Regions from separate parts of the Mus musculus genome. Here region 1 is linked to region 2. The links are chromatin loops, found by intact Hi-C in ENCODE. Cell type or tissue: left cerebral cortex. All regions are shown on one strand. Links, peaks and the distances in the headings refer to the core of each region. The heading gives the core; the rest is flanking DNA. Region 1 holds the start of Ahsa2 (AHA1, activator of heat shock protein ATPase 2). Region 2 has its middle 46 kb from the start of 1700093K21Rik.

Evidence for each region. Peaks named below come from ENCODE experiments on the same cell type or tissue, not always from the same donor. Only the 100,000 strongest peaks of a DNase experiment are listed, where the experiment ranks them.
Region 1: it touches region 2 in a loop (5-fold over the local background); 18 of 42 quality-filtered maps call a loop at or near these places.

Annotation. Positions count from the first base shown.
Region 1 is chr11:23,494,342-23,498,734 of GRCm38, reverse strand. It overlaps Ahsa2 (AHA1, activator of heat shock protein ATPase 2), which reads left to right and starts at 696. Exons shown (of 9, transcript NM_172391.4): 1 at 696-960; 2 at 1,854-2,044; 3 at 3,671-3,756. The coding sequence starts at 881. 1700030C12Rik (RIKEN cDNA 1700030C12 gene) reads right to left here and starts at 974. Exons shown (of 3, transcript NR_166706.1): 1 at 824-974; 2 at 150-273. In left cerebral cortex, for the core only: no CTCF peak of the experiment used is centred there; DNase peaks (open chromatin) are centred at 1,179, 1,660, 1,688, 1,950 and 1 more place; H3K4me3 peaks cover 2,260 bases; H3K27ac peaks cover 1,257 bases.
Region 2 is chr11:23,563,424-23,567,816 of GRCm38, reverse strand. It overlaps a transcript of 0610010F05Rik not described here. Among named protein-coding and RNA genes, the nearest start is that of 1700093K21Rik, 46 kb to the right of the region's middle. In left cerebral cortex, for the core only: a CTCF peak has its summit at 1,814 (motif pointing right); a DNase peak (open chromatin) is centred at 1,823.

The DNA.
Region 1 (4,393 bases), core at 182-4,181, 69 kb after region 2:
TAGCTCCAATAAACACCATAGCCCTTTCAGCTTGTTTTGCTGATAAGCAGACCACTGAATGGCAAGTGCACAGAGCAGCCAGGTCCTTCCCCATCTCCCATTGAACTACCTATTTTATTTGTTAAAATAATCTCCTAAGAAACACTTTCCAGATGGTGGCTTCAGTTTTTGCTAGAAGGTGAAAAACGATGGAAAGAATTAATAAACCCTTATTGTAACTGTATCCACAATCCCAGGCACTTGCAAGCACGATCTTTTGTCTCTAGAGGATCACTGCATGGAAAAAAAAAAAGCATTCTTTCAGTAAACCCTCGCGGGCCTCTGCTTAGGGACCTGCGCAGCTCCCATCCCAAGGGCCTCAGAAAATGGACAACCCGCTCTGGTACGAGCCCTGGGCGGAGTCTCGGTCGTTCGTAGAAAGCCCTGGCCAGAAGCCTCGCTGGGCAGCAGGAGCCAGCGGCAAGAACAAGGCGAACCAGGGGTTACAAAGCGGAGGGCTAGGGCCAGGGCGGAGCCTTAGGACCGGGGGGCGGGGCGAAGTCGGGGAGGAGCCTAGCAGAAGACAGCGCCAGGAGGCATAGGGCGGGGTCTTAGGGCAGAGAGGCGGGGCGAAGTCGGGGGTGGGGTGGGGGAGAAGCCTGCAGAGGGCGGCGCCCAGAGGTGTGGCATATTGGGGGCGTAACCGGGCTTGGGGCAGAGTCGATGTGGGGTGGAGCTGGCTGCGGGGAGCGGACAGCGGGGGGCGGGGCAGGCTGTGGCCGGGGCGGCCCGGGGCGGGGACTTCTGGCACTTTCTGGGAGCTGCGGGCGATCGGCTCACAGACCTTCTGGCCGGAAACCCGCGCGCTCCCGCTACCAGGGCCGTCGTCGTCAGCGCCGCCATGGCCAAGTGGGGCCAGGGGGACCCGCGCTGGATCGTGGAGGAGCGGGAGGACGGGACCAACGTGAACAACTGGCACTGGTGCGGTGGGCCCCGGGCGCGAGCAGGCGGGCGGGCTCCTGGGAGGGCCGCGCGGCGCCGCAGCACGGCTGCCCGTGGCGGGAGACGGTTCCTAACTGCGCTGGTCCTACGGCTTCAGGCTCCTCCTGAAGTTGGGCGAGCTCCAGAAGGGACTTCTGTCTCACCCTACCGGACAGCTGTGCCTCGGTCGCCCCTCACCCAGCCATCCTCGGCCTTGAGATGCGTAGTGCGCGTGCGTGCGCCGACGGTGCTGTGTCCGTGTGCAGTAGGAAGGCAGGGACTTGGATCTCACTTTCTTTGCTTTGTCTCAGTTTGCACTAGTTATCTGCCCCCCTTTGTGTCTCAGGAATACCGGGAGATGTCTGCCTCTTTGGCGGGCATTGGGGAAAGCTGAGGGAAGCAGAGCCCAGACTGCACCATAAGATGACTTAGCTGTCCTGAAAGAATTATGTTCTAGGCTGGATTCTATGATTAGGACACTGACGTCTCAGGCTGCTCTTTGTCCCCTTAGATGAGAACATTAGAGAGAATGCATAAGATAAATATGGAAATGCCAGATAACTGATATTGTGGTTAAGGCTATTTAAATGACTACCACCGTTACAGGTGGCCGCAGCTTAGCCAATCCATTTCCTGGGGTGGAGATTGCTGGACCCTTTTCCCCGGGGCCATTGTTTTTAAGATTACCCATTATTATATGGTGAATAATAGTGTCTTAAGAAACTGAGCAACAGGCTTAGAAGATACCTAGTAGAAACCTCGTCAGAGAAGCACATTTGCGAGTTGGAGGCTGCTTGAATACCAGGACTCACCTGGTCTGGGTTTGGATGGCATCCTGGCTGCTCAGATGGAGACCAGCTGGGCCATTCACCTGTCTTTCTATTCTCTGGCAGGACAGAGCGGGATGCCACCATTTGGTCCAAGGGGAAGCTCCGAGAGCTCCTGGTTGGCATTGCTATGGAGAATGAGGCTGGCCGATGTGAGATCAGTGAGTTGAAACAGGTGGAAGGTGAGGCTTCATGTAACAGCCGCAAAGGGAAGCTTATTTTCTTCTATGAGTGGAACATCAAGCTGGCCTGGAAAGGTAATGGGGGTCCTGGCAAGAGGCAGGTTGGGGACACCCTGTGTACAGTCTTAACGTTTAGTAGCAGTAGCTGATGTTCGGATGTGCTTGGTGTTGCTATGTTCTGAAAGCTGCACTTCACTACTCTAGATGCCTGAGGGGCAGTTCTTTCTCAGTTAAGCCCTTTTACCAGCATCTGTGACTAGGGCCTTAATGCAGCTGCCACCTGCCACCCTTCCTCCACAGATGCCTGCTTCCCTTAAAAATGTTTAATTATTTCAAAACTTAAAAAATTATTTCTGTGTGTGTGCGCACATACTTGGGTGTCGTAGCACGTGTAGAAGGCAGAGTTGGTTGGTAGCAAGTGCTTTTGCCTCTTGCTAGCTTATCTTTGTTGTCTTAATTCTATTATGTGTGTGGGCATGTGTGCCATGGTGGGCATGTGAGGTGCAAGGACACAGGAATTTAATTCAAGTCACTAGGCCCCAGCAGTAAGTTCCTTATCCATTGAGCCATCTTGTCAGCCCTCCCTTGGGGACTTTATCCTAAGATTGGGTTCTTTGGACAATCCATATAGATAGAATCCTGTCATACATAAAACTCTCTGCTTTCATTCCACCTTGTACCATGTTTTAGTACTTTATGCTGTTTTTATGTGCATTGTGTGGACAGAGCACATTTTATCTCTTTACCTGTTGATGGACCTTTTTGTTCATAGTTGTCTTGACTTTACCAAGACACGTGGTACTTAGCTTATGGTTCAATACTTGTTGACATGACCAAAGGTCAATCATAGGGAAAGGGAGAGAACAAGGAGAGATGTGGGTATGGAAGACCGACCGTATTGTGTTAAGAACTCGGGTGTCTGCCTAGAGTTGGCTACTTTCTGTGTAGTTTGTTAAGATGAAGCTCACTGAGCCTTCCTTGGCCTCTGAGTCAGGGAGGTGTCAAACATCAAAGCAGTCCTACTAAGTTCCCTGCAAGTTAAGACTAGCTTGGGCCACAATAAAAAGATCCCATTTCACAAGAAAGCTAAGAGCTTGGGATGTAGCTCAGCATCTGAATGCTTGCCTAGTGTGCAGAGGGCTCTAGGTTAATGCACGTGCGTGTAAGCAGCATCACGCCTGACTCTTGCATTGCCCTCACTTTCTCTGTGGTTGCTGCTGGTCCTAATGACCCCATCAGCTTGTTTCACTCCTTGACATCTCAAGTTGCAGAGGTGAATGGAGATCCAGAGCTGACCTTTGCATTTTAGCACACCTGTCTCCTACAACCATTCCCTTCATTGAATTTAGCCAGAGTAGCACTTCTGGAGCCTCACCTTATTTTGTAGCAGTGAGCTGCTTTAGATGATGCCAGAGTATCTCAATGTGGATGCATCTGAATATTGTTCCAGTTGCATGGTCCTGCCGGTGTGCCCCGTACGCATTTTAATCAAAACTATTTTAAATACTCCCCCTGGCCCTAGATGAGTATACTGAAAGGGGATAGGTGTGTTGTGTACCATGTTGGCTGGTCCCTGTCTTGGTTGGTCTCTGATGTGGTCATAACCCTGAAAGGGGAGTGAGGCCACATATGGGCTATTCATTCAAGCAGAGGTCTTTTGCATAAACCAGTTATTAATTGGATCCACTTTGCTTATTTTAGGTACAGTTAAAGAATCTGGTGCAAAACACAAGGGACTTATTGAAATACCCAGCCTTTCTGAAGAAAACGAAATCAATGACACTGAGGTATCTGCTGGTGCTCTCCTGTTCTCTGGTTAAGCTTCAGCTATAGGTGTTGGACATTTGCAAACTGCTCATTAGATTGGTCCTGTGGAAGTTGTGAATTATGGGGGTTGTCTGCCACTGTGTTATACACTGTGGGTGTCTGAGAGATGGAGCAGAGGTGTGGAAAAGGAGGAAGTCCTAGGAAACTTCAGACTCCCAGGACCAAGTATAGTACCTGGGCAGGGGAGTGACAGCAGGCAGCCTAGCTCTTACCTGTGCAGTTAGTTCATCGATGCTTTCAGGTTAAATGTGACAAGGCATGTGCTGGGAAGTGCTTGAGCCATGTGCATGGCTTACTGAATTAGACTGTTTGTTTCCCCTTAATGGGGACAGTTCTCAGCCTTTAGGTGTCCTTTTTGGATTCATCTCATCACTTCTTTATGCCTGTCTTGCCTCTTCGAATTGCCTCTGGGATTCAGGACCATTGTACAGCACCTGTAATCCCAAATCTAGACAGTCTAGCCAAAGTCTAACATAGAGCAAGCAGCATTTCTGAGGTCTTGCCTTTACTGAAGGTCACTGAGGTCATGTCTCATACCTTCAGACTTAGCTTGTTGTACTCTGGTGCTGCTGTTCCCCACAGCGCTCATGAGAAGTG
Region 2 (4,393 bases), core at 149-4,148:
CATCTGACACTTGATTTTATAAGGCAGGGAAGAGACTTAACAGGCTCACGTGTGGCCAGGAATTTCTCTGCATAGAAATGATATGCATTCACATTTAGTGGACCCAAACAAGTCACTATCAGCCTTGAGTTCATAGTGTTCCCATCCTACCCTTAGGATCTTAATGTCTGCAAGAGCTGACAAACTACAATATCCATTAGTCCAGAGATAGTGAAGTTGTGTCAACATTTTTGTTTTGTTAGGGAGCTTAGTTACTGTTACATGTGCACTGATCATTTGTGTTTCCTCTTCCCATTCTTATGTTTTCTTTTGTTTTTCTAGACAGGATTTCTCTCTGTAGCCCTGGCTGTCCTGAAATTTGCTTTGTAGACCAGACGACCTCAGAACTCACCAAGATCCACCTGCCTCTGCCTCCCAATTGCTGGGATCAAAGGCGTGTGCCATGGGCTCTTCTTCCCATTCCTAATCCATTTGTATGCTCGTGGCAATACCATGAGCTTTTTCTAAAGATCAGAAGGACAGTTCTCTTAGTACTAGCAGCCAAGATCCAAGATGACTTCATGAGGTCTAGCAAGGACCTCCTGGTTGTATCATGCAGGAGAACATGGAGGCAAGCTCAGCCAGTGCTCTGTAAAGTCTTCTAGACTTGAAAGCTGGACATATAGCACATACATGTAATCAGCATTCAGGCAGGAGGATTGCAGTTTTGAAGCCAGCCAGGGCTACACAGTAAGGCTACCTAAACAAAAAGAAAATTTTTTTTTTGCTTTAAGGTGTTTATTACAATAAACAGAGAGGCAGAGAGAGGGAGAAGAGTAGAGAAGTAGAGGCTGGCCATGGCCACATAGAGAGAGGGAGAGCAAGAGGGCAAGAGAGAAGCAAGCGGGAAGCAGGAGTAAGAGCCAAAAAAATATTTCTTAATGTTGTCAAAGTGATAGCAACTGAATTTTGGAGGGAAGAGGTGTATTAAAATCATAGTATCTATTTTTCTACTAAGTTTTAAGACTGAATATGTGTGCTTTGTGTGCTTGTATTGCTTATATATATTTTATATTCTGCACACTAATCCTTTATTGGTTGTATGTATTATAAATACCTTCTTTCAGAACATGGTATTGTGTTTAATGCGCCTTTATTCATAGAAGGTTTTTTCCCTTTTTTCCTAGTTTTCCATGTTTTGAGATGGTATGGCTGACCTGGAACCCAGCAGCTCTCCTGTCTTTTTTTCTTTTTAAAACGAGGTCTCACTGTGTAGAGCTGGCTATTCTAGAACTAACTCGGTAGAAAAAGCTGGCCTCAAAGTCAGGGGTCCTTCTGCTTCTACCTCCAAGTGCTGGAATTAAAGGCACGGGCCACTAAACCTGGCAATGTGATCCACCAAACCTAAAGGAAATTCATTTAGAATATAATTATATATGTTAACTTCCCCACCCCCTTTATGCCATCTCTTTAAGAAATCTTTTCAGATCCTTTATTTACTATAATATTTACATTTAGAAGGGTTTTTTTAGACTTACATTTTCACACTTGGGTGAATGCAGTAGGAGGCCCTCACTAGACCTGATGCGATTATCATGGATCTTGGCATTGTGAAAGTAAGGTCTAATTCTTCTGTTTCCAGAATGACTTCGCTCCGTCCGTGACTCCCGTTCACAGTGACTAGCAGTGCTGCCTCTCACATCATCTATCTGTGCATGGGTAGGCTGTGCCAGAGATGATTTCATTGAATTAATTTCTGTGTTCCACTCTGTAATAGATTCATTAAGACTTACTTTATTCTGTGTATGAGAGCATGAGTGTGTATGCAGTACCCACAGCATCCAGAAGAGGGCACCTGAGCCACTGGAGCTGGCGTTCTAGACAGTTGTGAGCCCTTGACTTGAGTGAGAGTGCTAGGAAGGAAGCAAACTCCAGGCCCCTCCAGAAGCAAGTGCTCTTAACACTTGTGAAGTAAAACAGTGAGCACTGGCTGGGCGCGGTGGCGCACGCCTTTAATCCCAGCACTCGGGAGGCAGAGGCAGGTGAATTTCTGAGTTTGAGGACAGCCTGGTCTACAAAGTGAGTTCCAGGACAGCCAGGGCTACATAGAGAAACCCTGTCTCAAAAGAACCAAAAAGGAAAAAAAAAAAAAAAAAACAACAACAACAACCAAACAAACAGTGAGCACTATCTTGTTTTGTTTATTTGTGTTATTGACTATAAGATCCCTTTTAGCTTGTAGCCACCTCATATGTTTTATTGTTTATTTTTTAGCAGTGTACATCACTTATTTAATAAAGAGTGTGAACAGACCACAGTAAGAAAACAAACTAGCTAGGGTTCCCAAGAGAGATTTTACTATAAAGGAATTAGCTAAATAAACATTACATAATTTTTAAACTGAAGGGGATATGGAAGTAAAGGCTGGACAAAAGAAAGCAGAATCATTAGAACAGGTTGTGGTGGCGCACGCACGCCTTTAATCCCAGCATGTGGGAGGCAGAGACAGGCAATCTCTCTGAGTTTGAGGCCAGCTTAGTCTACATGAAGTTCCAGAACAGCAGAGAGAAAAACCCTGTCTCAGAAAACAAAAAAGAACAACAACAAAACCAGCAAACAAACAAAAAAGAGTCATTAGGACCTAGAAGCTCAGAGGAGAGACTTCCAGAGGTATGATTCTAATAAATTCCAAATTTTTCAGGCCAGCGTGACGGCTCAGTGGGTAAAGACTCCTATCACCAAGCCTGATGACCTAAGTTCAAAACCTGAGAGCCACATAGTGGAGGACAGAACTGACTCCCGCAAGCTGCCCTTTGACTTTACTTTCATGCCATGCCATAACATTATATATATGTATATAAATAAAAATTAAATTATAATCTTCTGGAATTAAATGAATACATTATAAGTTCATATGGAAAAAAATATCTACTTGGACCTGTTTGATGAAGAGAAACAGACTAGCTCTACTAGGTAAGAATGTATAATGGCTTGTCTGAATCTGACATCTGAGAAGCTGAGATGGGGGTTTTCTACAATGCCAGCCTCAACTACACAGTAAGTTCCAGGGGAGCCTGGGCTATTGTGAAACCCTGCGCAATCTAAACTGTGTGAAGGCGGACGATGGTAGTGAGGCAGGTATTCAATTTCCAGAATCTTTTTTTTAAAGATTTGTTTATTATTATACATAAGTACACTGTAGCTGACTTCAAATGTACCAGAAGAGGGTGTTAGATCCCATTGCGGGTAGTTGTGAGCCACCATGTGGTTGCTGGGATTTGAACTTAGGACCTTCAGAAGAGCAATTGGTGTTCTTACCCACTGAGCCATCTCTCCAGCCCCAATTTCCAGAATCTGAACAGTGAATGACAAAGTCCTTCTGACTTAAAGTCTGAGCAGCAAAGCTCTGCTGTGCAGCTGTCTTGCCGACAGGGAAGGCCACTCTCAGGGTGACTTGTCTGGAGATTTTTCTGAATTCTGGCTCCAGGTCAAGATTAGAAAGAGTGCATGGATGAGGTGTCCCCAGCCTATGAGCTGTCTGGAGACGTGGCTGCTCCATCACCAGAACCCCTCCGTGCAGTTCCCTTAGCTCCTGTGGCATCAGGAAACGTTTCTAGTTGTGGGACATGCTCCCTGGGTTCAATCGCACATAACCTGTGATTATGAACATTAGTGCCATGCTCTAATCAAAGAAAAGTTAGATTCTCCTCGACCGGAAGGCACTAGGGAGCGACAGGGATGTGGGTGAGGAGACAACCCAGGGAGAGAAACTTCATTTCAGGTGGGAAATCGGGACTCCAACCATGCATGAATGTTAGTCAGGGACCATTGGTCCTTTGTTGGGCTGAGTCATTTTTTTTTGGTATAGTTTTGGATATAAGGCAGCCTTCATAACCACGCGCAGTTCCCTGAGGATGGTACTACCTCTCAGAAGCTGGATAGACAGATGCCTGTAGATCTTGTCTTCTACCTTCTTTTTATTTTCTTAAAACAGTTCTGCTCTACTACACATACAAGCCTCTTGGATGGTTTTTAACTTTTAAAATTGTAGAAAACAATTGTGGAAAACAGTTTTAATAAATAAAAATTTGAATATTGATTAAACAAAGTAAAGCACAATATGTATAACTGACAAACCTCAGAGATGAATTAGAAATCCTGTAGACAAGCTCAAGAAAATCATTTGGTATATTGCAAACTTGGCATCTCACATGCCTGGAACCGGCTCTTAGTGAACAGCATTAGGACAGTTGAATATGGAATTTGAAAAAAGATTGGGGTTATACCAGACTCCATATATTAGGATAAAGTCTACATAATCAGAGAACTATACATGACGGATGACAAAGTGGAAGGTAACTGTGCTAGGTTCACTGCATAAGACTAAGATAAACAGGCATGGTGAAGTACGTGG